Regions from separate parts of the Homo sapiens genome. Here region 1 is linked to region 2. A link is a loop called in an ENCODE intact Hi-C map of the cell type or tissue named here. Cell type or tissue: gastrocnemius medialis. All regions are shown on one strand. Links, peaks and the distances in the headings refer to the core of each region. The heading gives the core; the rest is flanking DNA.

What was found. Peaks named below come from ENCODE experiments on the same cell type or tissue, not always from the same donor. Only the 100,000 strongest peaks of a DNase experiment are listed, where the experiment ranks them.
Region 1: a loop joins it to region 2, with 2.7 times the contacts of the local background. A loop is called at or near these places in 5 of 110 quality-filtered maps.

The regions. Positions count from the first base shown.
Region 1 is chr12:104,852,975-104,868,325 of GRCh38, reverse strand. SLC41A2 (solute carrier family 41 member 2) reads left to right here. Exons shown (of 11, transcript NM_001352171.3): 7 at 1,747-1,894; 8 at 6,956-7,035. Among named protein-coding and RNA genes, the nearest start is that of SLC41A2, 98 kb to the left of the region's middle. RefSeq lists an enhancer at 2,869-2,998. In gastrocnemius medialis, for the core only: no CTCF peak of the experiment used is centred there; no DNase peak of the experiment used is centred there.
Region 2 is chr12:104,783,730-104,799,080 of GRCh38, reverse strand. No RefSeq gene overlaps it. Among named protein-coding and RNA genes, the nearest start is that of SLC41A2, 170 kb to the left of the region's middle. In gastrocnemius medialis, for the core only: no CTCF peak of the experiment used is centred there; a DNase peak (open chromatin) is centred at 6,270.

The DNA.
Region 1 (15,351 bases), core at 9,671-12,170, 64 kb before region 2:
GAATAGTTCTTTTCATTTGTGTTTAGTGGTTTTCAATGCATTTTGTTTTCTATTTCGTTCTATTAAAGAAATTATTGGCAACCTTAGTTGTTTTAGTAGATTGAAATGCTTCCTAACTGGGATGTTATTTATCCTTATCTGTTGGCTTACAAGGAGAACTGTGAATCCATTCAACAAATAAAAGGTTTTTTTCATCTTTTAAAAAATCATGGAGAAAATGACACAATGTAGCATTAGTCATATTCCTTTAAATAGAAGAAAATATAAAAATAAATTTTATTAGTATAATTATTTTAAAGATGTGATGGCAAATCCATACAAAAGCTTAGGAGTAAAATTTGTTTAGCTATATTTTAATATCTATAATAATTGCTTATTCCTACATGATATGGAAGAAATAAAAATTTGGGATTTGTATGTAGTTCAAGCATCTTTAGTCATAGGTGAGAAGATCTTTAAATATCTTAAGAAGCAAAAGAAAGAAAATTCAGTCAAAGATAAGAGTTGGGGTAAGGGTTGTAGCATTCTGTAACATCAAAAAATTAAGTAACATTTGACTTAGATTAAGTAATCTAAGGCTGTAGGCTACAGGACTGTGAGAAGATGTGATGGCAAATCCATACAAAAGCTTAGGAGTAAACTTTGTTTAGCTTTATTTTAATATCTATAATAATTGTTTATTCCTACATGATATGGAAAAAATAAAAATTTTGGGTTTGTATGTAGTTCAAGCATCTTTAGTCATAGGTGAGAAGATCTTTAAATACCTTAAGAAGCAAAAAAAATAGAAAATTCAGTCAAAGATAAGAGTTGGGGTAAGGGTTGCAGCATTCTGTAAGATCAAAATATTAAGTAACATTTGACTTAGATTAAGTAATCTAAGGCTGTAGGCTATAGGACTGCGAGGCAAACTCTGCCTTTAAGTTAAAAAGTACTTATTCTGCATAATAAATTAATTAGAGTTATGGAGAAGAAGCCAGGAATATCTCTGATAATAATGAAACTTTGATCAGTTAAAATGATATTATCCAAAAAATGCCTTGAGATGATAAGACTTTCAGTAAGGGATATGCAACTTTTAACCCTAGGGAGATTTAGAATTAAATATGAATTGAGAATCAAACCTAGTTTTTCTATTTCATTTTGGAGCTTGGATATCTATTATCAGTAGGCAGCCAATATTTTATGGAATGCCTGTACTATAAGATCCCTATGGACAAAAATAATATCCTATTTACCTTTAGAGTTAAGAGCACTAACTTTGGTGTCAGATACATATTTTCTTCCGGCTCTCCCTATTTCCTCACTGTATTCTTAAGTTTCTAAGCCTCAGTTTCTTCATAAAATAGAAATGACAGTATCTATTTTATATTGGTGGGGACAATGAAATGAGATGATGAATGTAAAGCATTTAGCATAGTACTTGGTATATAGTAGGAGCCCAATAAATGTTAGCTTTTTTACTGTTACTGTTCTTGTTGTTATTGTTATTATGCTATTTTCATGTAGGTTATGTAACTATTTTAGTAAATGTTTATTGAATTAATGTGTTACTTTTCAGTTACATTGTTTAATATTTTTACCTTATTTACAGTTATAAATTTGTTTGAAGTTTATAGAAAATGTATAGCATGTTAATATGTTTGATAGTGTCGTACCTTCTAGTAAACTTTGATAATTTAGATCTGCTACATAGAAGAGAGATTTAAATGTTGTCTCTCTTTTTTTTTTTTTTTTTAATTTTAGAGACCTATTACTACATTTCTCCATTAGTTGGTGTATTTTTCTTGGCTCTAACCCCTATTTGGATTATAATAGCTGCCAAACATCCAGCCACAAGAACAGTTCTCCACTCAGGCTGGGAGCCTGTCATAACAGCTATGGTTATAAGTAGGTTAGTATTAAAATATGTGTGTGTGTGTGTGTGTGTGTGTGTGTGTGTGTACGTCTGTCTGTCTTTGTGTGTCTTCTATAAGCATATATGTACATGCATATTAAAATAAATGAATTGCCTGTTTTTATTTCTTAGGTTAATTATTTTATATAGCCAATTCATTATTCTCCCGGGTATTATAACAAGGGATCTAAATGACAGGCATAATTAATGAAATCAGTAGATGTAAAGAACCTCATGTGGCTACCAATTTCAAACTTCTCTCCAAAGCCTTACCAGATTGAGTAAAATTTAGTGGTGTTTGTCTTTGTGTGTGTATGTGTATGTTAACCTGACAAGGACATTACTTACTCTGAGTATTAAGTTGCTCAGATGAGTATCATAAAGCCTTAGAAATGTATATTCCATTGGCTACTTCCATATCTAGGACTCTGATGACCTTAAAGATGTAATTAAGGACATATGTAAAAGATTTAGCTGCAAGCATCCTCATCACCCCAGAGTTTTTAATAACAAAAATAAATAGAACAACATAAAGGTCTTGCAATACGGTATTGATCAGATAAATTATTATATAGTCACAAAATGGAGTATCAGCCATTAAAATAACATTGTAGCATTTCTATTGCTATGGAAAGAGTTTATGATACATCTGATGAGAAGAACAACCTAGAAAAGAGTATGAATTTCCTATTAAACATGTTAGATTAAGAAACGTTTCTTTTCCTTCCTGAAATTACTAAAAGGACAGTAAAAGAATAAAAATGCTATAAAACCACAAAGACAGAGGAGGAGCAAAGAGGGCAGCAGGTGAGAGACAACATTAGGAAGATAGGAATCAGATGAAGAGTTGTTAACTGAATGAGCAGAATGAAAAAAGCTGACACCTAACTGCCTATCAGAAGCAAGTCTCAGAAACCCAGAAAGAGGAATTAAAGGCATCAAGTACATCTGAAAGCTGCAATGAGGAAGATTGGTTGAAAGTTTAGGTAAGGAGCAATTAGATCCCCACAATCTTTCTCCAGCTTTAGCACCCATGTGACTGCCCCCTCACACCCTAGCAGAAGACAAGAATAACCTCTCAAGAGGCTAAATCGGAGAGGTTCTAGATTCAGAAACATCTGTACATGTGAGGATGTGGCTCAAGCACTGTGTGACAAATAGCAAGACTAAGTAAAAGTCTACTGAACAATGAGAACCCTATCCCACTTCCTTTTCTTTGTATAATGCTGAGAGACAGCCTTTTACCCCCAGGCAAAAAATTAGATAATTCATTTGTGGGGGAACTTACCAGCACAAAAGATCAGATCTGCAGATACTAACCCTTGTGAGTCCTTTAATGAAAGAGCTACAAACCCACCTGATTGTCTTCCATGAGTCCCACTTGCTGACAAACTCTGCCCATGTACACAGAGAGTTCCAAGTATGCCTTGCAGTGCCCCTTAAACAGGGCAGCCAGTAAAGGATTGCTAGACATTTCATAAAGGCCTCTAACATAAAAGACAGATGGGAAAAAAAAATAGTACTCAAGGAAAGTACCATCAGTACTTTCAGAAAACTCTTATCAGTATCCTCAGATAAATAAGAGAAACTATTGCATAATAGCTATTGCATAATATTCATAATATAGGAACAGAATGCAAAAGAAGATTTGAAAAACACAAAGAGCTCTTGGGAATTAAAAAAATACATAAATGGCAGAAATAAATTATGTAGAAGAGTTGGAATATAAAGTAGAGGAACCCTCCTGAAAAGCAAACCATGAAGCAAAGAGATAGACAATAGGAGGTGAATGATAAGGAGAGAAAATTCTCAAATAAATAATACAAGAAAATTCCCAGAACTGAAAAACATGAGCTACCTGATGGAAAGCGCCTGCTAAGTACCCAGTGCAATAAATTAAAGTAGGTGGGACCCAAGTGAAAGCATATTATCATGAATCCCAAATGTTTCCAGAGAAAAAATAAGTTACATATAAAGCACTGGGAACCAGAATGATGTCCAGTAGCAACACTAAAATGATTCCTTTGAAATTCTGAGAGAAAATTATTTTGAACATAAAATACAGTCACAATATCAACCACGTGTAAGAGAAGACTAAAGAAATTTTCAGACAGGCAGGATCTCATGGAATTTACTGCCCCTCTACCCCTTTGTATAAAGCTGAAAGGAGGTGTGGTCTATCAAAATTAGGAAACAAATTAAGAAAGATGATACAGGAAAGAAGAAATCTATTCTGTGACAGCATGTGGTTCATTTTTCTGTAATGTAGATTGCTTTTTTCCTGGAGGATTCAGGCAACAGAATCCCATGAAATACTGGGCTTTTGTTATAGTACATAGACCAGGATCCAAGGGGGTATTGGAGGGAAGGTACAGGATGACAGCTGTACATCAGGCCTAGACAGGCAACCATCCAGATTGGCAGGAGGACAGGGGACTTAAGGAGGGAGGTCTCTAAGAAAAAAAAAAAAAAAGTGGAATTGATGAGTTTGACTGTATTGAAAGGTACTTCATAAACTTAGTTACACATGTGAGGTTGAATTAGTAATAGGTACCTAAAAAGTTAAGAAAAATATGAGGCAAAGCAAAAAGCGTACGTGAGGATATCTAATAATACACTCTGTGGCTCAGCTATGAGTAATGAAATTTCTGTTGTTATAATAAAGTCAACCCTAAGTATTTCACCAGAAATTATAACCAGATTAGCAGGATGGGAGGAGGAAGGGATTTGGGAAGGGATCAAAGTGGGAGGGAAGTGTAAGAGAGGTCAAATCCTCATCTGCCATAGTAGGAAGTCATTTGCTAAATGTCTAAAATTTAATATGAAGAAATAGCAGTATAAGCATGTTATTTAGAAAAACTAAATGCCATAAGAAACTACTAAAGAAGATAAAAAGAATTTCTAGTACAGAGAAGGACCTGGAGGTGGGGCTAGGGACCATTATTTTATTATGAACTTTATGGTACTTTTATATACCTCTTTTTTTTCTTTTTAGAGATTGTGTCTCGCCGTGTTTCCCCAGCTGAAGCACAGTGGCTTGATTGTAGTTCACTGCAGCCTCAAACTCCTAGGCTCAAACAACCCTCCTGCCTCAGTTTCTTGAACAGCCGGGACTACAGGCATGCACCCACCCAGATAATATTTTTACTCTTTTGTAGAGACAGGGTCTCACTATGTTGACCTGGCTGGTCTTAAACTGCTAGTCTCAAGCAGTCCTCTCACTTCGGCCTCCCGGAGTGCTGGGATTATAGGCATGAGCCACCATGCTGGCTGTACTTTTACTTTTTTAATGACACACATCTATATGATAAAAATAAAATTTAATAAAAGCAAATAAAACTACTTTTATCATTTAATTTTTATTTTTAAAAATGTATATAGTAAAAAAGCTGGGTTGCGGAGATGTTGGTCAGTGGATTAAAAATTTTGGTTAGACTACAGGAACATATTCAAGAGATTTATTGTACAACATGGTGGTGATAGTTTATAACAGTGTATTGTATTCATCAAAATTGCCAAGAGATTTTAGGTGTTCTCACCACAAAAGATAAGTATGTGAAGTAATGCATAAGTTAATTAGCTCAATTTAGTCATTCTACAATATATACATATTTCAAAACATGTTGTATAGGTGTTCTCACCACAAAAGATAAGTATGTGAAGTAATGCATAAGTTAATTAGCTCAATTTAGTCATTCTACAATATATACATATTTCAAAACATGTTGTATAGGATAAATATGTGCAATTTTTATTGTCAATTTAAATAAGTAACAAAATAAGTTAAAAAAAGTCTAGAAGCCTATATAACAGCATACTAACAGTGTAACTCAATGGTGTAACTAGGGTTGGTTTTTACTTTCTTCATTTTGTCTTTTCTAATTTTTTCTATAGTAACTTTTATCACTGGGCTTAACAGGAATCTAAAAAATGTATTTTTAGCAATTGTTATGTTATATCCACAACATGATCTATATATTTTGTCAGGGAGGTTTATTTTTTGACTCAGAACTAGTTTGTTCTTGAAGTATGTACTTTATTCTTTTAATTAGGGCTTAAAATGTTAAAATATTTCTAAAGAGGACTATTTTGGGACTCTACAGTGTACCTCTTTAATGAGAACGCCCACAGTTTAGGCCTATTAAGGCATAATTCCTTTATTTTACTAAAGAATTAAAATAATAAAGATTTGATAATTTTCTAATGTTAACTATCAGGTAAGAACATTTGATCTGATATTTTGACAATCCCATTCTGTGACAGCATGTAGTTCATTTTGTTGTAATGTGGATGGCATTTTCCTGGAAGATTTGGGCACAGGATCCCATGGAATATTAGGACTGGCAATGTTTTATACTACACAGACCCAGAAACTGATGTTAACCAGTTGATAATGGCCTTGGAAACTTAGAAAAATCTCCAAGTTCCACTGACACATTGAGAGTGTATGGCTTGCTACCATATAACGATATGTTAGTTTTCCAGATTTCTGTTCTCAAGATCAGCTCTTTCTGTGGCTATAACTCATTATTTTAATTTGCCAGTAATAAGACACATCCTAACAATATCTAGTTTTAATACAATAAAAATAACCTCTTTTATGCTTTATTTCAAATATGAAACCATACTCTTTTTTAAATTATTTTTTAAATTATAAGAGTGATCAATGGCATGGTTTTAAAAAATTAATAAGCACAGAAGGATATAAAATGACCGTCAGTCCCCTGTCACCCTCACCCCCAGAAATAGACATGGTTAATAATTTCTCGTATACTGTTCAAGACATTTTAATGCATTTAAAGCGTATGCTTTTTCTTTTCACAAGTAGCATATCTTAGACATCAGAATTCTGAAATTTGGGGCTAGAGCTTATGCCGTGTTTTATTTTCAACATTTTACTGTTGACATTGATTTTTACTTTGAATATTTTTATTTTTGCTCTATTTTTAAAATGTGTGAATATTTTATTTTAAAAAGGAGGGGTGTCTGTATGTACAGAATAACTTCAAGTATGTTCTCTTCCCTCTTCTCTAAATTATATAATTTTATCTCTTTCAGCATTGGGGGCCTTATTCTGGACACAACTGTATCAGACCCAAACTTGGTTGGGATTGTTGTTTACACGCCAGTTATTAATGGTAAGAATTAGATATACTGTTTCATGATAATATCAAATCTTCGTATCCTCTTAGTCTTAGGTACTATTAGAAGTCTTAGGGCTCAGATTCAAGAGGTCTGTCCTCCCATCCCAACCATTCTGCCTCCAACCCCAAGTTGTTGCTCACAGTGAAAATTACATTCCCAGGTCTCAACAGGCAGAATACATTTCTGAAAAGTAATCTTTCTTAATCTTATCATGAACTACTAGTTTGAGAGTCAGGTATACCTGACTTAAGATTAATGTGGCAAAATATATTTCAGATTTTGTTTATTATTTACATTGGGATTATCAGCTATTGTATATTGTTTTGTTGTTTCTTTTGTCAATTTTTGTGGATAAATTAGAGACAGCTGGGTTTCAACATTGCTTATCCATTCAGTTCATTAAAATCTGGGGTGGGCACAGTGGCTCATGACTGCAATCCCAGTGCTTTGGGAGGCCTAGGTAGGAGGGTCGCTTGAGGTTAGGGGTTTGAGGCCAGGGCAACATAGTGAGACCCCCATCTCTATAAAAAATTCAAAAATTAGCCAGATGTGGTGGCACACACCTGTAGTCCCAGGTATGTCCTCAGGAGGCTGAGGCAGGAGGATTGCCTGAGCCCAGGAGTTAGAGGCTACAATAAGCCACTGCATGCTAGCCTGGGAAACAGAGTGAGACCCTGTCTTAAAAAAAAATAAAAGAAAAAAATCTATTGGTCCTCAGCTGATCCCTTTAAAAATCTGTCGTATATTTTTTTGTTATCTATGAAATGGGAATTATAATACTTAAATTCACAGACATTTATATATGAATTACATTTAATAAGATCATTTTAATCCAGTCTACCGGCTTCTGGGGTGACTGTCATTAAAGTGGATTTTTTTTTTTTTTTTTAGTTTAAGTTCTGGGATACATGTGCAGAACGTGCAGGTTTGTTACATAGGTATACATTTGCCATGGTGGTTTGCTGCACCTATCAACCCATCATCTAGTTTTTAAGCCCCGCATGCATGAGTTATTTGTCCTAATGCTCTCCCTCCCCTTGCCCCCCACCTGACAGGCCCTGGTGTGTGATGTTCTCCCTGTGTCCATGTGTTCTCATTGTTGAACACTAAAGTAGATTTTAAGTACAGCCTAGATCAATATAATTTAAAAAGTAATTCTACTTGGGGAAAAACATGTCCCAGGATATACTACATATTTAATGTAATTTACTTTGCATATCTATGTAAAAAGAAAATATGTCAGTTGGGCACGGTGGCTCATCCCTGTAATCCCAGTACTTTGCGAGGCCAAGGCAAGTGGATCGTTCAAGCTCATGAGTTTGAGACCAGCCTGGGCAATATGACCAAACCCTGCCTGCACAAAAAATATAAAAATTATATTTTTACAGGCATGGTGGTACACGCCTGTAGTCCCAGCTACTTGGGAGGCTGAAGCAAGAGGACCTTCTGAGCCTGGGAGGGAGGCAGAGGTTGCAGTGAGCCAAGATCACGCTACTGCACTCCAGCCTGGGCAACAGAGCAAGACCTTGTCTCAAAAAAAATGTATATATGTATATATGTAAAAAATATATATGACATATAAAGGCAAGTTCTTCAAAATCTAATTTCATGTCTAAAATTTCTACTGAATATTTTAATTTTTATATCACTTTAGAATATCAATGAACAAATTTTCCCTATAGGTCTCTCTCTTCATGCCACCATTCTCCCCGTCACCCACACATAAAATTGTGGGACCATCTATTTCAACCTGGTCCTTCATCCTCTTTGACTGAAAAATGACCAAGCCATTGTCTGCTTGCCCTTTAACACAGTTCACTTGCTCAATCATTTATTTATATAACAAGCATGTCTTACTCTTGTAGCCTAATGTCTCAATATAGCCATCATTCAAGTAATAAAGTAGGCTTCCTGACTCACTCTCTATTTGAGGCAAATTAAGTGTCACTAATAGCCTAGTCATTCTTAAACATTGTTTTTATTACATGGGTCCTAAGATGATGAATTTAACAGTGGTTTTTTTCCCTGCCTATCAGATCAAATTTGAATTCTTCTGCCTAGCTTTCAAGGCCCTCTGTACATGGTTGGACTCATTGTTTCCCAAAGACATGCGCAATTTTTTCATTATCATTCTAACTAGGTTTTTATATTGTCCCTACAAAGATTCATCTAATTTTCACTGCCTGGAATAACTACTGCTTTCCTCCCTCCTCTTCAGATCCTCTTCTGTGAATATTAATGGATGAGTTCATTAGCATAAACATTACTCATAATGACTGTTAGAGCTATATTAAACAACATTTCAGTAAGAAATTTAACTTAAATTACAATAACCCTTTTATTATAAGGCTTTAATGCATATTTCAGTTGTTTTACCTTAAGTAAGAAACAATTCTAGAGCTTCACTGAAATGCTCTCCTTGGATGTCTGTGCTGTGGCATTGTGTGATATTCATAGTAATATATTTTTAGTATCTCAGTAAGTAAACCTCTTAGTTGGCTATCAGCACTTTGGGAGGCCAAGGCAGGTGGATCGCTTGAGCTCATAAGTTTGAGACCAGCCTGGGCAACACGACCAAACCCTGTCTGCACAAAAATTATAAAAATTAGCCGGGCATGGTGGTACACTATGAGCTTATAAATTCCACTCTTTAAAAAACATTAATAGAGATGGTTTACTCTATGCTCCTCAAATAAGATGGAACTTTTGAGAATTGAATTTCATTTAAAATGTGTTGGGGAATGTACTATTTAAAGGACTCTTGTTTATCTTCATCATTATCATCATTATCTGCTATTTAGTGAGTACCTACCACTATGTACCAGGTAACTTACAGGTTTTTTTTATACATGTTGTGTCGTATAATCCTCACAATAAGATCAGTAGATTGTCTAAGGTCTCTTATCTTGTAAGTGGTGAGTCACGATTGAAAACCAGATCGGGTCTATTCTAAAGCCTGTGATTTTTTTTTTCTCAAAATATGCAGCTACTAATTTATGTTTTATTAGCTACAAGAATGCATACATTGTTTAAGGCATATCTGTGTTCATATTGTGACTAGGATATTTTTTAATATTTATTAATGTCTTTCAGAACTAGTGGCATTTTCCAAAATATATTTCATGGTAACACTAGTTCTGTGAGATGTTAATAAGTATAACTTGAAAAGTGAGTTCTGTGGTCAATCAAATTTGTTAAACATTAAGTTAAACAAACTTGCTTACTACGAGATTTCTTTATTGTTGTTGGTGTTAATTCTTCTTTATTTTTTTATTTTCTTTTTATTATACTTTAAGTTCTAGGGTACATGTGCACAACGTGCAGGTTTGTTACATATGTATACATGCGCCATATTGGTGTGCTGCACCCATTAACTCGTCATTTACATTAGGTATATTTTCTAATGCTATCCCTCCCCCCTCCCCCCACCCCACAACAGGCCTCGGTGTGTGATGTTCCCCTTCCTGTGTCCAAGTGTTCTCATTGTTCAATTCCTATGAGTGAGAACATGCGGTGTTTGGTTTTCTGTCCTTGCGATAGTTTGCTGAGAATGATGGTTTCCAGCTTCATCCATGTCCCTACAAAGGACATGAACTCATCCTTTTTTATGGCTGCATAGTATTCCATGGTGTATATGTGCCACATTTTCTTAATTCAGTCTATCATTGATGGACAAATTTGGGTTGGTTCCAAGTCTTTGCTATTGTGAATAGTGCCTCAATAAACATACATGTGCATGTGTCTTTATAGCAGCATGATTTATAATCCTTTGGGTGTATACCCAGTAATGGGATGGCTGGGTCAAATGGTATTTCTAGTTCTAGATCCTTGAGGAATTGCCACACTGTCTTCCACAATGGTTGAACTAGTTTACAGTCCCACCAGCAGTGTAAACATGTTCCTATTTCTCCACATCCTACTACGGGATTTCTTAAAGCCTTTATCATGCTAACATAAACGTGAGTCTCTCTTTCTGGTACTTCTGTTAGCTAGGTGTTGGGATTTCTAGATCTAACCTTCCTCAGACCCCCTAGACCACACTTTGAGAACCATTGATTTAGAGCTTATATCTTTTTTATCACAGTCTACTTTCAAACAATAGTAAACCACTTTACATATAGGATAAGAAGCTTATGTCACTATACTTGAAATACCACTCCTCTTTCTTATGTACTCTTTTTTGAAATACGTTTTACTTATGTACTCTTTTTTGAAATACGTTTTACTTTTTTGAAATAGTAAATCCTGTAATATATTGTTATTATTTTTTGCTTCAGTTATTTTTAAAAAGAGACTAAAAATGAAAAATATATCTTTTAGATTTTATCATATAAAGTTATATTTCCAGCACTCTTTCCTTTGTGTAGATCCAGGTTTTTATCTGGTATTATTTTCCTTCTGCCTGGAGAAATTCCTTTAATGTTTGTTGTAGGGCAGGCTTACAGAGAAAATAGAGTCTTTAGGCATGTCTCTCCCAGCGTGCTCTTTCCTTTCCCTTCACCTCTGTTCGTATCTCTAACAATGTCTATTTTTAACTTCTTTCACCCCTATCTCAGAAGAGCTGATTCTTTTGCCCAGGACTGACTAGTTGACCTGTGCCCTGGATACTATTCCATTACAATTCCAATGGGAGCCTTACTCCATCAATTATTTTAACTTTTCCGGTATCTCCCATGTCTTCCTCTCTTACATCTTTTCCCTTTAGCTTACAAATGTGCACAAGTTTTTTATCCCAAGTCACCTTTCCCATAGTGCTCTGCCTTCTCAAGCTTCTGTTCTGTCTCTTCTACTCTCTACAATCAAACTTTCCCAAGTGTAGTCTGTATTTTTTCAACTCATTATAGTATTTTTCTTCCTTCTCACTCTACAAAACTGCTTTTACTAAGCTCTCCAGTGACCTCCTAATTACTTTATCCAATAACTTATTTTCAGTCTTCATTCTATTCAGTTGTTTAATACTATTTACTATACCCTTTTTGCAATTCTACCATTCTCATCGCTTCTCTGAAAATTCTTTTTCATTTTCCTTCACTGGTTCCTTCTTTCTACCTGTCTCTTTGTATTCTTCAAGACCCTGCTCTTGAGCTTCTATTCTTAGTTTTCACCTTCTTTATGGGCAATATTGTCTCATCCAGAGATTTTCAAAGTGTGGTCCCCAGACCAGCAATATCACTTGGGATCTTATTAGAAATGCAGATGCTTAAGCCTGAATCAGCAGCTCGGAGGTAGAACTCATCAATTGATTTTGATATATGCAAAAGTTTGAGAACAACTTGTCCTTGTCATACGGCTCATTTCATGGCTTTATCCCTAGTCTTGACACATCTGTTCCTTTCTAGATCCATACTTTAAATTGGATATTTCCACATGGAACATCTGAAGCTTCTAACTGAACTCATCCTCTTCCCCGCAAACCTGCCCTTTGGTGTTTCCTGTGTCAGTTAGCGGTGTTAGCTACCCAGTGTCCCAAACAAGATATCCCCAATCGCATACTTCCTCTCCCTTATCGTCTCTATTTTTATCTGCTCTTGAAATAGCTTCTGAATTCAAGATGCATTGGTTAGAAGGAGGATGAAAGCTATGTTATTGTAGCCAAGAAGGATTCAAGACGGACTGTTTATTCAGTGATCAGGAAGTCATTTGAGAGTTCAGTTTTGTTGAGTAGCAGACTAGATAAATGAAAGTACAGTCTTACAATAGAATGTTATTAACAATAAAAATGGATTAATTACATGTCCCAGAAGAGCAAGGATGAATCTCAGAAACTTATGTGATAAATTATTCCATTTATATAACGTTCAAGGGTACGTAAAACCAAATTATATAGTATTTAGGAATATACATGTATGTAGTAATAACACAGAGAAAAGCACGAGAATAAAAAACACAAACATAGTCACTCTGATAGCGAAGGAAGGATATGGGATTAAGGAAGAGCACAGAGGGCACTACAAATCTAAAGATAATGAATTCCTTTTCTTAAACTGAGTGGTGGGTACATGGGTGTTTTTTTGTAGTGTAAGTCTTTGTAACTTACATGTATTTTATAAATATTATTTTTGCATTTATTAAATAGTATAAAACAATAAACATCTTAGAAGTAGCACTTTTAGACTTCATATTAATTAATTGACAATGAAAAGAAAAGAATTAGAATGACACTTAGAAGTCCAGATGAGGAACTTTTTCCAAGAGAAGAGACATGTGGGTACGTTTGTTGGCAAGGAGGCAAAGGAGTAATAGAGAAGGAAAGATCAAGGATGCATGAGAGATGGTGAATAGTGAGGGAGCAAGGCCCATGAAACGGTGGGCCACACAGTAGCCTTGGAAAGAAAGGATAACCCCTTATCTCACTGTGGTAAGAAAAGGAGTCTTGAAGAAAGACAGGTGAAAATACACAGATACGGGCTAGGGGATAGAGACTAAGATGAAGGGTCTTACAACTGACAGCCTCAGTTGTCCCAGGAAAGTAGAGAGATTCATTTCTCTAGGGCAGTGTTTTCTAATCTTTCTCATGTCATGGCACACATAAAAATTAATAATATTTGGATGGCACCCTAGGGTGAAGAAAACAGCCATTTGTAACCAGAGGTACCTGATTTGGAACTGCAGCCATGCCAAGAGCTTGGAGGATAGTATCTTGACACAGCTGTAACCCATGTGAGGCACACTGGTTGGGAATTTCTGATCTAAGGCGGTGTTTTTTTTTTTTTGTTTTTTTGAGACGGAGTCTGGCTCTTTCGCCCAGGCTGGACTGCAGTGGCGCGATCTCGGCTCACTGCAAGCTCCGCCTCCCAGGTTCACGCCATTCTCCTGCCTCAGCCTCCCGAGTAGCTGGGGCTACAGTCGCCCGCCGCCACGCCCGGCTAATTTTTTGTATTTTTAGTAGAGACGGGGTTTCACCGTGTTAGCCAGGATGGTCTTGATCTCCTGACCTCGTGATCCGCCCACCTCGGCCTCCCAAAGTGCTGGGATTACAGGCGTGAGCCACCACGCCCAGCCGGCGGTGTTTTTCAATCTTTTATTTTCATCATCACCTTTTGAAGGAGCCGTTTGAATCAATTTTTTTTTCTAAATATACCTACCCATGAAATTTTCATTTTGCACATCTACTGTTTATCCATTTATGTGCTGTATGTGTAAATGGGCTTTATAAATAAAATGAGTGATATTTTTTCTCCTCTCAAGAACCAGTTTTCACCTCTGTTAAGAATGTATAATCTAGGCTGAGCACGCTGGCTCACTTCTATAACCCCAGCACTTTGGGAGGCCAAGGAGGTGGGATTGTGTGAGCTCAGGAGTTTGAGACCAGCCAAGGCAACATAGTGAGACCTCAGTTCTACTAAAAAAAAAAAAAAAAAAAAAAAAAAAATCAGCCAGGCATGGTGACATGCACCCGTAAGTCCTATCTACTTGGGAGGCTGAGGTGGGAGGATCACTTGAGTCCAGGAGATCAAGGATGCGGTGAGCCGTGATTGCACCACTGCATTCCAACCTAGGCAACAGAGCAGGACCCTGTCTCTAAATACATACATACATACATACATACATACATACATACATACATACATACATTTATTTAAAAAATAATGCATGATCTATGGTAAAGGAAGTAGAAAATTTAGAGAGTTCGTCAGCCATTTACCACCTTGTCTACAAGTGGGAGGGAAATGGTAAAGGTAATGGATTAGGGACTAGGGAGGTAAATATGCCTACCCTTGTTTAAATAAAAAGCTCTTCACTAAAAGGGTGTTCCAATGCATTTCTTCTTAAAAATATGAAAAAAATGGAAAATATTTCTCCTCCATCTTTTTGCATTTCTTGAAACTCAAAGAGTAATTTCTGCATGTGAGTTCTGGTAAGTCTTGAGAGGAGGATAGGTGAAAATGCAGAGGTACATAGAGATGGAGAAAACAGGTAGGGATATAGGAAGGGGCCAGACTTATTATGCTGTTGATTATAAAGATTTATTTCTTAAGAAAATGAACTTTTGCTTTGGGTTTCCTTCGGAATGTGCAAAGGAATTCTTGACAGAATTTGAAATATATTCCATGACGTTAGTGCTAAACATTTACTGGAAACATATATTTCTAAATTTAACAAAACATAAATTTGGATTTTTAAAACAGTCCCTAGATTAACCTGCTGATAATTTCTTCCCACTCTCAAACTTTATTTCATCAACTGAGCTTATTCAAGCATTAGGCACTTAAAATTCTGTCTTGTGGATACTGAGGAATCTCACATATTATTTAGTATATTGACAAGTTGTTTTTACTAATGTTTTTAATTTGTGTGAGACTATCTTT
Region 2 (15,351 bases), core at 4,873-7,372:
ATCTGACTTTGATTCATTACAATCAGCAATTGACAAGGAAATTTGGTTATTTTATGGCATACAATATAATAACCAGAATTATGGCCAATAAGATATTAGATTTCTAAGAGTTTTGTACAGTTGGGGACATTCATATCAATAACATACCCATAAATGTAACTGAAAGAAAACCTAGCATCACTTATCATTTGACAATACTTCCCGTACAAACAAGCCTAGTCACTTAATATCTCTACAAGATGAAAGATACATCCTTTGAGGCTCTCCAGTGGCCCACATGGAAAATCCTGAAGTTAATTCTAGGTCAAAAAGATTTAATTTAGAATGTTGATCCTGGAGAAGCCTGCCAAAGATGCCAAAAAGTTCAAAATACTTGATCAAAACAGGATCGCAGGTCACTGTGAAATAATAGCCATTCATTTAACCAGAGTGATAATCCAAAGACTTCAAAAGCAATAAAGTTTCATAAATGTAAAAAAAAAAAGCAACTTTTTCAAAGCTCAATTTTTCTACATAATAATAAAAATAAAGATAACAACAGGAAATTATCTTGGTAAATATAAAATATTTGCTTTTTAGGCCAGTTACCAAAAATAAAAACCTCCTCCAGTGTAACTGCTTCTCCTTATGGGAAGCCTATTTAGATAATCTGGAAGTCAAACCTCATGAAAGGGTACTTGAACTTAATCAGACACAGGAAGAGTGTGCCCAAGGTTATGAATGTATACCATATTATAGAGAAATATAAACAAGAAAACTAGTACCTTGAGCAGGGGAATATATGTCTCTTACTAACATCATCAGAAGTTTCCTGGTTACATGGAACAATTCAGACACATTAAGAAAAGCCAACAGAATTAAGTTATACTAGAAGAAAACACTGATTTTCCAGGCCTTCAGGATAAGCATTTTACTGTCAGGTTATAACGACAGAGTTGGAGCTGGAGAAAAAAGTTAAGGAATGACAAAAAAGTTGAAGGAGAGAGAGATCATCTCAGTCCTTCTCAAGTAGAGAAAGAAGAACAGGAGGCAAGATGTTATGACCTGCAAATCACATGTCGCAAGATAGAGCCAAAGTCGAACTTCTGAGAAATAGATCTGAGAAGCTTCAACAGGAAAACTCTACCTTGTTAAATGAAATTACCAACCTGAATGAAGACAGCATTTTCAGCCTGAAACTAGGGACATTAAATGAATGTCAGGAAGAAATGTGGCAGAAATAGAAACTGTACAGTTTAGAAAATGCCTGCTAAAGAAACAGATTTTAGAATTAAAAATAAAAATGTCTTGTAATTTTTGCTAAGAGCAGATCAAAAATTTGAGAAAACCTGGCTATTCTAGCATAGGGGACCAAAAATTTAATTTTGTATTAGTGTATTTTTAATATCAAAGTTCAATCTTTAGAAAAACTTACAAATAATTCCCTTCTAATTGTAACCAACATGATCACACAAAAATTGCTTTTATAAATTCATTCTTCACAAACCTTATCATGATTTACTCAGACACTCGATATGCTTAGCTTTTTTGCTTTGTCCTCTACTTCGTCTTTCTTAAATAACCAGTCATTTGATGTTAGGACAAAAATATGCCACTCAAGATTCTTTCTTATACAAAATTATTCTCTTCCTCTTAAACTTCCTTACCAAAAACATATCTTCACTGTCAAAGTCACCAATAGCCTCCACATTGCCAAATCCAATGATCAATTTCTAATAAGAATTCTTACCTTATTTAATCTCTAAAGTCATTTAACAGAATCTCCTTCCATCTTGAAATATTTTCTTTACTTTGCTTCCAAAAGTCTGCCCTTCGCTTTCTTTCCTTACCCTACTAAAAGCCCCTTCTCAGTTTGTTTTGCTGGTCGCTTCTCTTGTTCTCAATCTCTAAATGTTGGAATGCTCTAGGGCTCAGTTTTATCATCTCTTCTCTATCTACTTTCTTTCCCGATGTGATCTTACCCATCTTATTGTTATAAATATCATCTGTACTGATTATTCCAAAACTGTCTAGTCCCAACCTCTCAACTGAGTTTTAAATCTGTATTTCCAAATACCTGCCAGACAACTCTACTTGAATGACGACTAGGTATCTCAAGCATTTGAACACTCTCATCCACCTTGACCTAATTGACATCTGTAGAACACTTTATCCAACAAATGCAGAATACATATTGAAGGTTAATCTCCTTGGCAAACAAAGAACTTTTATAAATCAAGGGAAAAAATACCAGCAACCCAATAGTAAAATAACCAGAGGAGAGATGGTTCACAGAAAAAAAAATTTAATACCACTCAAAAAAATGCTAATTAAAATCACACTGAGATACTACTTACCTATCAGATTGGCAAAAATTCAAAACTGGATAAAACATTCTCTTGGCAAGGCTGTAGGGAGACAAAATTGCTGGTGGTAGAGCAGAATAAAAGCTCTATAGTGGGGAATCTAGCCATATATAACAAAATTACAAATGCACTTGTCATCCTATCTTGTAATTTCACCATTACTAGGCAAGTAAAGGCTGGGCCCTTTGCTGCATGATTTATAGCAAAGTTTGGCAAATTTCAGCCAGTGGGCCAAATCCAGTTTGCTGCCTGGATAAATAAAGCTTATTAGAATTCAGCCATGTCCATTCATTTCCATATGGCCTATGGCTGCTCTCCCTCTATACAGTAGAATTGAGTAGCCTTAAAAAAGACCATAGAGCCTGAAAGCCTAAAATCTTTACTATCTGGCCCTGCACATACACATACACACACATACACACACACACACACACACACACACACACACACACACACACACACACACACACGTTCACCTACCCCTTCTTTAGAGTGAATTCCTAATTTCTAAATCTTCTTTCTAAGTCTCCCCACTGATAGCGAGACTAGCTGGAGTCAGCAGTGCCATCTGGGCAGGGTGCCCCAACTTGGAACTGATCCTGTATGGTCTCCAGTTGGCAGAAGCTCCTACCTTACAGTTTTGTAAGTTGCCATCCAAAGCCTGAGACTGGCCAGTGGGCTGGCAGTTGGCCCAGTTTCTGTTTTTCCCCTTGTTTGAGGTCCACCAGAGACCAGAGACTCATGCCTATGGGGTAGTTCCAGGATTCTATGGCCAGCCCTAGTTCCAGAAAGGCATTTTGATGAGTTGATTGCTCTTACTGACCAAAATGACATGTTGATTTTGTGTGACTTTCATGTCAGACACAGGGGAAGTTGAGAGCTCTGGGCCACTAACTGTCCATAGTTAACCCTTGGACTCAAGCCGTAGCTGTCTTATATCAGCATTCTGGCTGCAGCGTTGCCTCCCGTCTAGAGCATTAAAGTATGACACGGTGGTAGCAGTCACCCTTTACCCTGTGCATACTTCATCACTTGCACTTAGGGAGGTTTCCCAACCCCCTTTGCTGGCTCTAGAACACATGTCAGGCAGTTCTCTAGGGATGGCTGTCCCTTTCTCTCCCAAAGGTATTCAAGACCACTGCTCCACAGCCGGCCCTTTCAATTGGTGTCCTTCTTGCCTACCGTCAATGTGGTGATGTCGATGTGGTACCATTTCAATACAAATAGGTTCTGAAGAGCCCTGGCATTGCAACCAGTAACAATATTGTTAACTTTTCCTTGCAGTGGGAGATATGAAATTAGCCAGGAATAACATATTTGACAATAAAGAAAAAACACAAAAAGATGGTACCTGGACACTATGAAGAATCTTCATCTGTACTTACTGGACAGTAGCCAAATGTGTAAGTACCTCTTTTCTATCCATTACACTAAATCTTCATTGATAAATCACTAAGCTTCAAATGGGTTCAAGGATTTTGCAACAACAGTTTAAAGCCAAATGGCGTAAGACGGCAGTGGCCCTGCAAAGAATATTTGCCTGGAGCTCCACACATCCTAGGAGCCGCCTGGCATCCAACTTTTTGAAATCGATTCTACAGATATTCGCAGACATATATGTCATGACGTACTTCAAGATTATTATAGCTTTGTTTGTAATAGTAAAAGATAAGACAACAACTCAGGGCTCCTAGTGGAATAAATTATGGTGCATCCATACAATGGAACATTATGCAACTGAGAGACAGAAGGAATAGGAAATATCTTTACAGATTTATATGGTAAGATCTCCAGGATACATAGTAAGGTGAAAAAAGCAAGGCATGGAACAGTGTATAAAATATCCTTCCTTTTTGTAAGGTTGTGAGAAACAGGATATTTCTCTCATTGGGAAATAAACATTTGGGCAAGAAACACTGGAAGAAAAATCAGGAAACTGAGAAAAACGGTTACCTATAGAGGACAAGGCATAATAAGCTGAAAGGGAATAGGGATGAGGACAAGACTGGTCAGTGTATACTTTATAGATCATTTTCATTTTTGAATGATGTATGTGTATCTCAAAAAATCATTTAGAACTTTTATTTTTAAAGAAAATTTATTTTTAAGGAAAAATATATTCTTTGCCCTATTGACATACCATTGTAGAAATCGGTCCTAAGGTAATAATCACAATATACATTGCAGCAATTTTCAGCTTTACATTTTTCATTTGAAAACAGACTTAAGCTGGGACTGGTGGCCCATGCCTGTAATCCCAACACTTTGGGAGGCCAAGTGAGAGGATCTCTTGAGTCCAGGCATTCAAGACCAGCCTGGGCAACACAGCGAGACCCCATCCCTAAAAAAAAAATTTAGCCATGCATGGTGGCATGCACCTGTAGTCCCTGCTACTTGGGAGGCTGAGGCAGGAAGATCACTTGAGCCTAGGAATTTGATGTTATAATGAGATATGATTGCACCACTGCACTCCATCCAGCCTGCGCAACAGAGCAAGATCCTGTCTCAAAAAATAAACAAACAAAACAGGCATAAACTTCAAAAAAATTGGTACTATATATTATAGTCAGCAAATTTATATTTTAAAGCTCATTTGATGAGTTAGGAAAATATTTATAAAATAATGTGTGAAAAATACTGAGTACAAAACTTTATCTGGAATGACACTAATTTTTTAAGACACCAAAATATTTTAAATGTTTTGCTCTGGATGATGTGATTATGGATTTTTTTTCTTTTTAAAACTCTTTTGTGCTGAACAAATTTTCAAAAATGAACCTGTTACTTTTATATTTATTTTTTGAATTACTTAATAATTATTACTTTTCTAGACAATAGATCCCCAGCTCAAATAGTAGTTAACTATTGTTTTGGGTCTTAAAAAATAAAAAAAGATTGATTTTTGTCCTGTTTAGTAATGAGTACCTAATGTTTTAAAAAAATGAACATCCTTTTTATTCTTACAGATGAGAGAAAACATTCTGTAGAAATGGAACGTTTTAGTACTTAAAGACACTGGGGTATTATTAGTAGGAAGAAATAGTGAATAAATATGGGCCTAGAAGAATAACATTTTTCTCCCTATCATCTGTTCTTTAGGCAAGTGATAATGTTATGCTAACATAGGCTTCTGACTTCTGGTAATTCCCACAGACAGCCTTCTCTGGTCCTTCTCCCAGATCACACACCAAATTCCGCGGGTTTGGCACAAAACCATTCATGTCTGGCTTACTACAAATCCATGCTGTCCAGCTCCACGAACTTGCCCAGAGGGCAGTTTCAGAGCTTCTCTCTTCCCACTCTTTCTCCTCCACTGCCCTCAGCAGGTGGTTCTGACTCCAGGGAGAAGGCTGAGGCCTCTGGATAAGCTTCCTCAGTAACTCCTTGTCCCTGCCTTGACATGCCCATATTGTTTCAAGCTCACCCTTCAACCCATCCATTTCTACCACATTTCCTCTCTTTAGCACCAGTGGCCCACTTCTCTGCTCCATCATATGCACAAGACTTCCTTGGAAGGGAAAGCCTCCATCTGACCTTACCAACACCATTCTACTCTTCTCCTCTTTAATTGTCAACTCTTGCACAAGAAGAGACTCCTGCCTCTTCTTCCTGGCCATTGCCTCTCTGCTTAGCACCCGACAGCCATGGCACAACTTAACTGCAAGGGAAGCTCAGAAATGTGGTCTTCCTGTGTGCCCAGGAAGAGGAAGAAGAAATGAAATTGAGTTTAACACATAGCATTTGTCTCCACTGCAGGACTTAAGACATTTTATTCGGATATTCAAGGAAGACATCACCCAGGAGGCTGAAGGGCTTGAGGCTATTTGAGAAACAGAAGAAAGAGAAACCCATGCAGCTAACAGACTCAGTCACTAAGTCACAATTCCAACTCCTCCTGGCAGAAAATCTAATGACTCATCTTTGGCTCTGGCTTCTGATCTGCTGTGGCCAAGTTAAGGAGCAGATATCACATGGTGATTGGACTGCCTCTTCCAGTGCCGTGAGTCCTCTCACAGAGAGGAGTAAGCGGAGAAAGAATGATTGGCACCTCTAGAGTACGCACCAAGCCAATCTGCAGATCACAGGGAAGGTGACCTGAAGGTTATTTTATGAACTGCTCAAGATAGAACAGAAACAACTTTGCCTTACACTTTACACATTACTTATCCAGGCACTTTCGGGAAAGTAAAAGTTGCAAAGTAAAGTTATATAACATAGAGTAAAATCCTAAAAGGTAGTCTACACACACACACACCACACACACACACACACAGAGAATGAATGCATGGAAAATATGTGGAAAGTGTTTCCTCAATGAATGACTTTTAAACTAATACCTCTCTTCTAGATTAAGACATGAAATACTCTTAGGTTGAATCCCTTTTCACCCTCAGATCAAAATGTCAGTGTCAATAGGCCAAAACCAGAGACTAGACTCAGCTCTAGACGTTTTGTGGGAATAAGAAGTAATGGATTCACCTGAATCTTGGTGAAGTCACCTGTATTCCATGAGTAACTCTGGGCCCAGGGTTGGGCAGATAGTAAAGTCCCATTTTAGGTTCAGCCTGCTTCAGGGCAGTGGTAAAACTAAAGTCTTTAAAAGCTGATTTCCAAAAGATCTTTTGCCTAAAGGCAGTAGTCAGGTAGTTTTGGGACGTAGTCTCTTTTGCCTTGACTTTCTATTTCTCTTAGTGAATTAACAGTTGATGTTTATATCATTCATTGGCATATTACTGTCATCCATGTAATTGTATGTGTCTGTGTCATGAAATTTGGACTTTATGCACACAATGATGTGCATCATATAAATCACCAGGAAGGTAAGTTAAGCTAAGTACTGCCTGGGATTTGTTACACAGTTCCTTTTGAAAGGACACCATCTGAATATGAGATTCTGTTGCTGCAGCTATAAATTAATATGTATGATGCAGGCATTGCAAAGTGTTTTTTAAGAAATTATTACTTGTGTTTTCATTGTTTGCCTTAATAGATTCTGCTTATAGCATTTCAGAAGTTGAATGTAACAGAAACATGAAATGCCTGTTTATAGAGTGGATAGGTCGTGATAGATGCTAATTGGATTTGGCATACTCTTGTGATTTCATATGGCTTAATATTAAAGAGACAGGTTTTATAGGGCGCCAATGCAAGTTGATCTAGGCCATGAGTGAAGTTAACAAGCGTTAATTAAGTGCCACGTGTGAAACCACTTCTGTTCTTAACACCGAGAGGACTCCAAAAGGATAAAATACGGTACTCCCAATGTTCATGGTAAATGATATGTGAGAGGGCCAAAGATTTATATATGAGAAAATTTATATCAGTTGTTGATAAGAGTGAAAATCATAAACAAACTAAATGTCCGGCAACAGAGAAATGGTTAAAAAACTATGGTACATAAAATTTGCAAAATAGGTATCATCATGCACAATCATCTTTTCCAAAAACATTTAATGACATGGGGGAAATTTTCCCAATATAATGGAAGTGAAAGAAGGCATGGCATATGCAGAGAAAGAGAGAATGCATAGAATATATGTGGAAAGTGTTTGCTCAAACAATGAGTGATTTTTAAACTAATACATCTCTTCCAGATTGTTTAGGAAATGAAATACTCTTAGATTGAATCCCCTTTTCACCCTCAGATCAAAAGGGCAGTGTCTATAGGCCAAAACCAGAGACCAGATACAGCTCCAGACCTTTGGTGAGAATGAAAAGTAATGGATTCACTTGAGTTTGCTGTGGACTGTCCTCCACCATCTCCCACCCAGGTATTTGAGAGAAGCAAAGAAAGTCACATAGGTTTATCAGTTTTCCTAAGTCAAAACAGAGAAACTGTGATACAACTCAGGGAGGAATAAGTGAATCCTCACAAAGCTCAGGTATATACTTTCAGACCCTATTTTGGAGAAAACAGCATCAGAGCTCACCCTTATCCAGACCCTTTCCAGCTCAACTCCCCGCCGCAAGCTAGAGGCCTCCTTCACTGAGACCGCGCTCGCTGCTGCCCCTGATGGCGTCAACAGAAACTGCGAGGCCAGTGGCCACGGAGAATCCACAGGTCGTGGAATTGAGGAGCACGTCGTCGTGAGCTATTTCTGCAGGAGCGAGTGGTAGTGTGCCCAAGGGAAAGGAAGAGGTTGGGGACACTAAGGGGAGAAGGCAGAAGTGGGAATAAGTAGGGTATAAGCGAGGGCTGCCTAGCACAGCGCTGAGGGCTTAGCCAGTGTTTCACACTCGCACATTAGAGTCACCTGAATCCCTAAAAGAAACATAGATGGCTCCACCCCACTTCAGATTAATTGAGTCAGCTGTGGGGCCTGGGCACCTCAGGGCCATAGTACAGAAGGAGAGAGCAGTGCGGTACAAGTTCAGTAAGTCAGGGACACGGCTGATCAGCTCCTGCCACCTCCCCGATTCAGCTTCCTGACAGCCCCTGGGGGATTGATTAAAGGACTTTCCATCCTCTTTGGGGGCGCCGTGTATGCCTGCTTCAGCAAAAGGGCCGGTGGGGAGGCTGGCCTCCCGTCCTACATTCACTGAACGACAGCAGCCCCTCACCTGAACACGGAGGGACATCCCTCTTCCCCTAAGGTGGCTTGAGACATGCTCTGGGGACAGAAATAAGAAGGGACTCCCAAAGGGCCCACACTGACTTTGAAGTGGAAGACTCGGGATGGGGCTCAGAAGAATGAAATATGCATTAAAAAAAAAAAAAAAAAAAAAAAAAATATATATATATATATATATATATACAATAAAATATATCTTGTATACATTTTATTGTCTGTATATCGTGATGTTTTGACTTCTTAAAAACCCATAAGAATGATACAATGGACTGTGGGGACTCCGGGGGAAAGGGTGGGAAGGGTGAGGGATAAAAGGCTACAAATTGGGTATAATGTATACTGCTTGAGTGATGAGTGCACCAAAATCTCACAAATCATCACTTAAGAACTTACTCAACTGGGCGAGGTGGCTCACGCTTGTAATCCCAGCACTTTGGGGGACCGAGGCGGATGGATCACCTGAGGTCAGGAGTTCGAGACCAGCCTGGCCAACATGGGGAAACCCCGTCTCTAATAAAAATACAAAAATAAGCCGGGCGTGGTGACGTGTGCCTGTAATCCCAGCTGCTTGGGAGACTGAGGCAGGAGAATCGCTCAAACCCAGAAGGCGGAGGTTGCAGTGAGCCGAGATCGCGCCACTGCACTCCAGCCTGGGCGACAGAGTGAGACTCTGTCTCAAAAAAAAAAAAAAAAAAAAAAAAACAACAACAACAACAAAACAAGTAACCAAATACCACCGGTTCCCCAAAAACCTATGGAATTTTTTTTTTAAAAAAGAAAAGAGGAAGGAACGCTGTCCAATTGCTTTATTTGGCAAAAATAAATAAATAAATAAAATAAACAAGTTCTTGTCCTATTAAAAAAAAACAACAGAGGAGATTCAAACAAAAAATCCTTCTGGGCTGGAGACAGGCTACTCTCTGGGGCTAGCCAATTCTTAGGGAAAGCAAAGGACTCAGCTGGGAGCATGTCTTTGATATGCCAACTAGCCACTCCAGAGCCACACCTCCTTCATCTGGCCTATACTTCCCAGGAGACAGTATTCCTTGGCTTTAGTCACCCCAGGGCCAGGTACTGGGCAACCAGGGACCACTCCTATAGTTTAGAGCCCACCAAAATTATTCAAACTAGCCAGTTCTAAACAGTTCAGCCTGCCCTTCCCAGGAAACCCCTGTAACCTCTGGCCTAGACTTTCCCCTTGCCCCTGCTTTCTGCCCCTTGATCATCCCATGTGGCTTCCCCATGTGACCCTGCAGGAGTGCCACACTTCCTGTTTCCAGAATCTGTGAATACAATAAACTGTTTTTTTCCTGAGCCTCTCCTGTGTCCTCTTGTGGCCACATCTGACTGACCATCACATAAAAGAACACAGAACAAAATATACATGTAATATGTAACTGCGTTTTTAAGAGATTGGAAGGAAATGTTCATTATCTTACAGTGAGATTTTAGATTATTTTCTCTTTATGCTTCTCTTTCTCAAATTGTCTGCAATGAACATGTATTATTTTTGTATTATTATTATTATTTTGAGATGGATTCCTGCTCTGTCCCCCAGGCTGGAGTTCAATGGCGTTATCTCGGCTCACTGTAACCTCTGTCTCCTGGGTTCAAGCGATTCTCCAGCCTCAGCCTCCTGAGTAGCTGGAATTACAGGCATGCACCACCACACCCAGGTAATTTTTGTATTTTTTTAATGGAGACATGGTTTCACCTTGTTGGCCAGGCTGGTCTTGAATTCCTGACCTCAGGTGATCCACCTGCCTTGGTCTCCCAAAGTGTTAGGATTACAGGCATGAACCACTGTGCTCAGCCTATTTTTGTATTTTTTAAAAAGCTGTGTGTCCTAGAAGAGAAAGAAACGTGCCAAAAGTGTGTTCTAAATGAGATTTTCAAATGAAGTTGGCTGTAGCGTTTACGACAGGGGATGTCAGGTTTACTTGTGGCACCCTCATTGCCCAGGCTACTGTCTATCACTATCATTAGTGATAAAACCATGTTGATTGATATCATCACAGGATAGTGATTTAAGGATTTAATGCATCCTTTTAAGGCGATTTTGGTGAGCAAGTGATCCTCTATATGACACCGCCAGAAGCATACAGGACGAGAGTTCTTCATTGCATTTCCCAGGCTTCCAAAACGTCTGCAGACATATATTGGGCAAATTATATTCTAACTTGTTCTATCAACTGTTACCCAGCTTGATATCTCCCTAAGACCTAGTGTGCAACAAAATATAGTAAATACAACTTCAATTGTGATGTTATGTCTGGCTACTGATCAGATTATTGGACTATACTATTTTTGGACCCAAACAAATCAACCACAACCTTTGAAATGCACCATAAGAAGTAAGATAGTGCCCTTGAGAATATTAACAGTAGGTGCCCCTGAAAGTAAAGGGCCAAATATAGGGACATTTCAAGCCCAGTCGACCAGGTAGATGGGGGTGACTTGTTCAGCTGAGGAAGACCTTGGCTCCTGGAACTACTAAATTCCAATGATAAATATCTTTCTTTAAGGGCATTTGAAGGATACAAGCCTATGTATTTTTATTTAGTATATCTTTCTGCCAACTTTTTTAAAAAAAGTATTATTTTAGAGACAGGATCTCTCTCTGTTGCCCAGGCTGGTCTCCAACTCCTGGCCTCATGTGAGCCTCCTGCCTCAGCCTCCCAAAGCCCTGGAATTACAGGTGTGAGCCACTGTGTCTGGCCCCCTCTTTCAGTCAATTTTTTGTTGGGTAAACTGAATGCTTAATTCACTATACCCAACAAAATTTATGTTTATGTTTATACAATTATGTATTAATTTTGTGTTGCCTTGGCATCCATTTTAAATACATTAGACTTTCTCATACCAGAAGCAGGGCTCAGTCATTCCTGACACTATTTCCAGTCCAACTCCCTGCCGAGTTCCTCAATGTGCCCCATCCAGATATCTGCCTTATACAACTGCTCCCTAGTGACCACTTCCCCATGGGACAGCTAGATGCAGCCTGCTTGACTGGCCCCACTCACTCTTACACCCCACAGAGACTGTGCAGATCTGCCATAGTGACCATGTATCAGTTATTGTGTGACCTGGAACTTGTGCCTGCTTGGTTTAAACCCAATTAAAACTCCGTGCAGGAAACCTGTTTGGATAATGCCCAATACCCAATAAAGGCATTGGCCCATGGGTCTCTTTTTTCTCTCCCTGCCTGTGCTGTCTGACCTCCCTGTGTGGCCTCTAGGCATGCCATGTCCCGCCCAAGGACCTGTAAGTAATACAGTCTTTATTTCCATCTTGTAGTTCTCCTAATCATTGAAGGATGCTCTCATCTTAAAGATCCTAAATCAAAGAAATGGGGAAACACCAATAGGGTTAATTTTGAGTTTCAATTCAAGCATATTATGAAGTATTCCACATGAGGAAGAATTTTAGACTTCTTGGTCGTTTATCCAGAGGCTAAATTCAGATTAAGAAGCTTTATTAAGCCCCAATTATGAATGTGGCCAAAGGAAAAATGTGGTTAGTGGCCTCAGAGGAATCAGCACATTAACCATCTTGCAGAAATTTAAAACAATTCTGTCTGGGTTAATGGATACAATTAACACCAATAGACACCGTATGTAAGTAACTGAGGCTATTTAACGCAGTTATTGACTATACAAATCTCTGCACTGTGGATTAAGCAGTCTCACAATTCGTTAGAGAACGTAATTAGCAAGACTTTATTAAATGTCATTATTGGCTCCAGAGCAGATTTGTATGAGAAACACCTAGGTAGGTAGTTTTCTGAGAAGAATGCTTAAATGACCATCATTTCAATGCTTGGTTTTAAGTGGGTAAATATGTATCTTCAAATACAAATTGTTTACTAAATTCAACTTAAATTTCAGCGTATCCTTTCTCCCCACTTCTCTCCAATCTTCACTGGCCTTCATTTCTCCCACCACATTAAATGGACTTTTCTGCCCAGCCAACAAGGTCCTTCATAATCTCCCTACTACCCTCATTTCACTTTGATGTGTGTTTTTGCCAGTGTTAGGGCTGGCCTCCTCGTTATCTATTTTATCCAGTGAGCTCATTTCCTCCTTATCTCCCAGCTCCTCAATGGCTGACTCCTGTCAATCGTCGCCGAAGAATCATTTATTGAGAAAAAGGGAGTCAGAAGTAAGTAAGCCTATGGTAGAAAGAAGAAAGGATGCATATTTGAATCTGTAATGAGGCTGCCATGGCATGAGTGTGTCCCCTAAAGTTCATGTGCTGGAAACTTAATCCCTAATGCAACCATGTTGGGAGGTGGGGCCTAATGAAAGGTGATGAGGTCATGAGGGCTCTGGTCTCGTAAGTAGATTAATGTTGTTATTGTGGGAATGGGCTAGTTCTTGAGTGGGTTGTCACAAAAGCGAGTTTGGCTCCCACTCATTCTCATCTCTTTCCTCTTTTGCCCCTCCACCTTCCACCATGGGATGACACAGCATGAAGGCCCTTGCCAGATGCCAGTGCCATGCTCCCAGACTCCAGAACTGTAAACCCAGCTCTCCAGGTGATTCTGAGAGTTACAGGAGCCAGACATTTATCATTGGAGTTTAGTAGTTCCAGGAATTTAGCAGTTCCAGGCCAGGTCAATAACCACTCCTTAAGAGTGGTTATTAACTTCTCAAACTTTGATGTGCATGTAAGTCACTGGGGGATTTTGTTACAGATTCTGGTTCAGTGGGCCTGGGGTGAGGCCTGACATTCTCAAACTTTTTCATTTCAAAAAAGTTCTCAGGTGATGCTTATGTTGCTGGTCTGTGGACCACAGAATGAATAGCAAGGCTGGAATGGGAAAGGTAGAAAAGGACACATAGACTGAAATCATTTTGCATCCAAAAAGAAGTTCAGATAAAGCACAATTGCTATTATACTGAGTTTGTGCAGAATAGGATGTTAATGATGATGATAATGACAATGCTAGGCTGGATAAATATAATTCAGGTTTCCCCAGACCTCACCAACCTGCGTACAAATAAGGTCTTATGTTCACAATATGTTTACAGTAAGTACTCAGATTTATCCTGCTCATTAGTCTATTTGCATATCACAGAAACACTAGCTCCCTCTCTTTAAGCCTCACCCAATTATTTCTAGGAGTCCCTGGGGGTCTCTCACTTCACTTTGGCAAGAGTTGTCCTCTCAGGGTCTTCAGCTCAGGATCCCCTTTGTTCATGCTCAAAGCTCAAGACACTGTTTGGGTAGGGGCTTTACTCCTGTTGGTGCCATTCCTGCCCTGACAGCCCTGGTGTCTACTCCTAAGGCACTGTCTCCCAGGATCCCAAAGCTGCAGAAACTTGAGAGGCCAGAACAGGGCTTTATCCTTGAATTGAAGCCATGGAATGTTGCACATAGCAGAGGGCAATAGCTTTTCAGCAGCATTTTATGCTGAAGCAGCCCCACTTGCTCCCTGCTGTGTCTGCCTGAGTTCCCTGGGAAACGACATCAGATTCTACCTGCAGCCTGTGTCCAGACCATACCTATAGGCTGGCAAATGAACAGATATCATATCTGTCTCAGTACAAGAGGAAGCATACAGATAGACTCCAAACTGAAAAATCTGTCTCCCGGAATTGAGTTTCTTACCAAAGAAGTGTAAAAATAGGGGCAAGATGGCCAGTGCTTATGCCCATTTGCATAGAAGTTATCTGGGATTACTTTTTGTTGCACTCTTTAATTGGTTCACTGTTCTTGGAGGTCATGCCATTGTTTGTCTTCAAGTTATTTTTCCTTTTGCTGCAGTAAATCCTTAATTTACTTTTTCAGAAAGTGTATATACTTACCTATATATATGTGTGTATCTATATATAACCTATATGCAAACATGCATATATAACCTATATATGCATGTTATAACATGTTATATAACCTGTATATGCATGTTATATATAACCTATAAACATGCATAACTTATATAACAAACATGCTTGCACACACATGCATGTTTGAAGATAGGTTTTTGTATATCTAAGTTTTTACATGTGTGAAAATGTATTATATCCCTCTAATACTTGATTAATATTTTGGGTAATTTTCCATTTAAAATTATGTTTCTTCAGAACTTTGAAGGCATTTCTTTACTGCTTTCTAGAATTCACTGTCACTAATGAAAGAAAATAGTGGTTAAGAGTACTAAGCCAGACTGCTGGGTTTGAGTCTCAGTTCTGCCACTCACAAGGTATGTATCCATGGGTAAGTTCCTTGATATTTTCATCTGAAAAATGGTAATAATAAGAGTAGCTACCTTGTAGGACTGTAGTGAGGTTGAAATTAACCAATATAGGTCAAGTGCTGAAAACAGCTGATCGCACATAGTAAGCCTATTAAAATGTTAGCTTATTAACATTTATTATTAAAACGTTAGATCATTTTCCTCCTTTGCTCAAAGCAAAGTGGCTCCCTTCTCT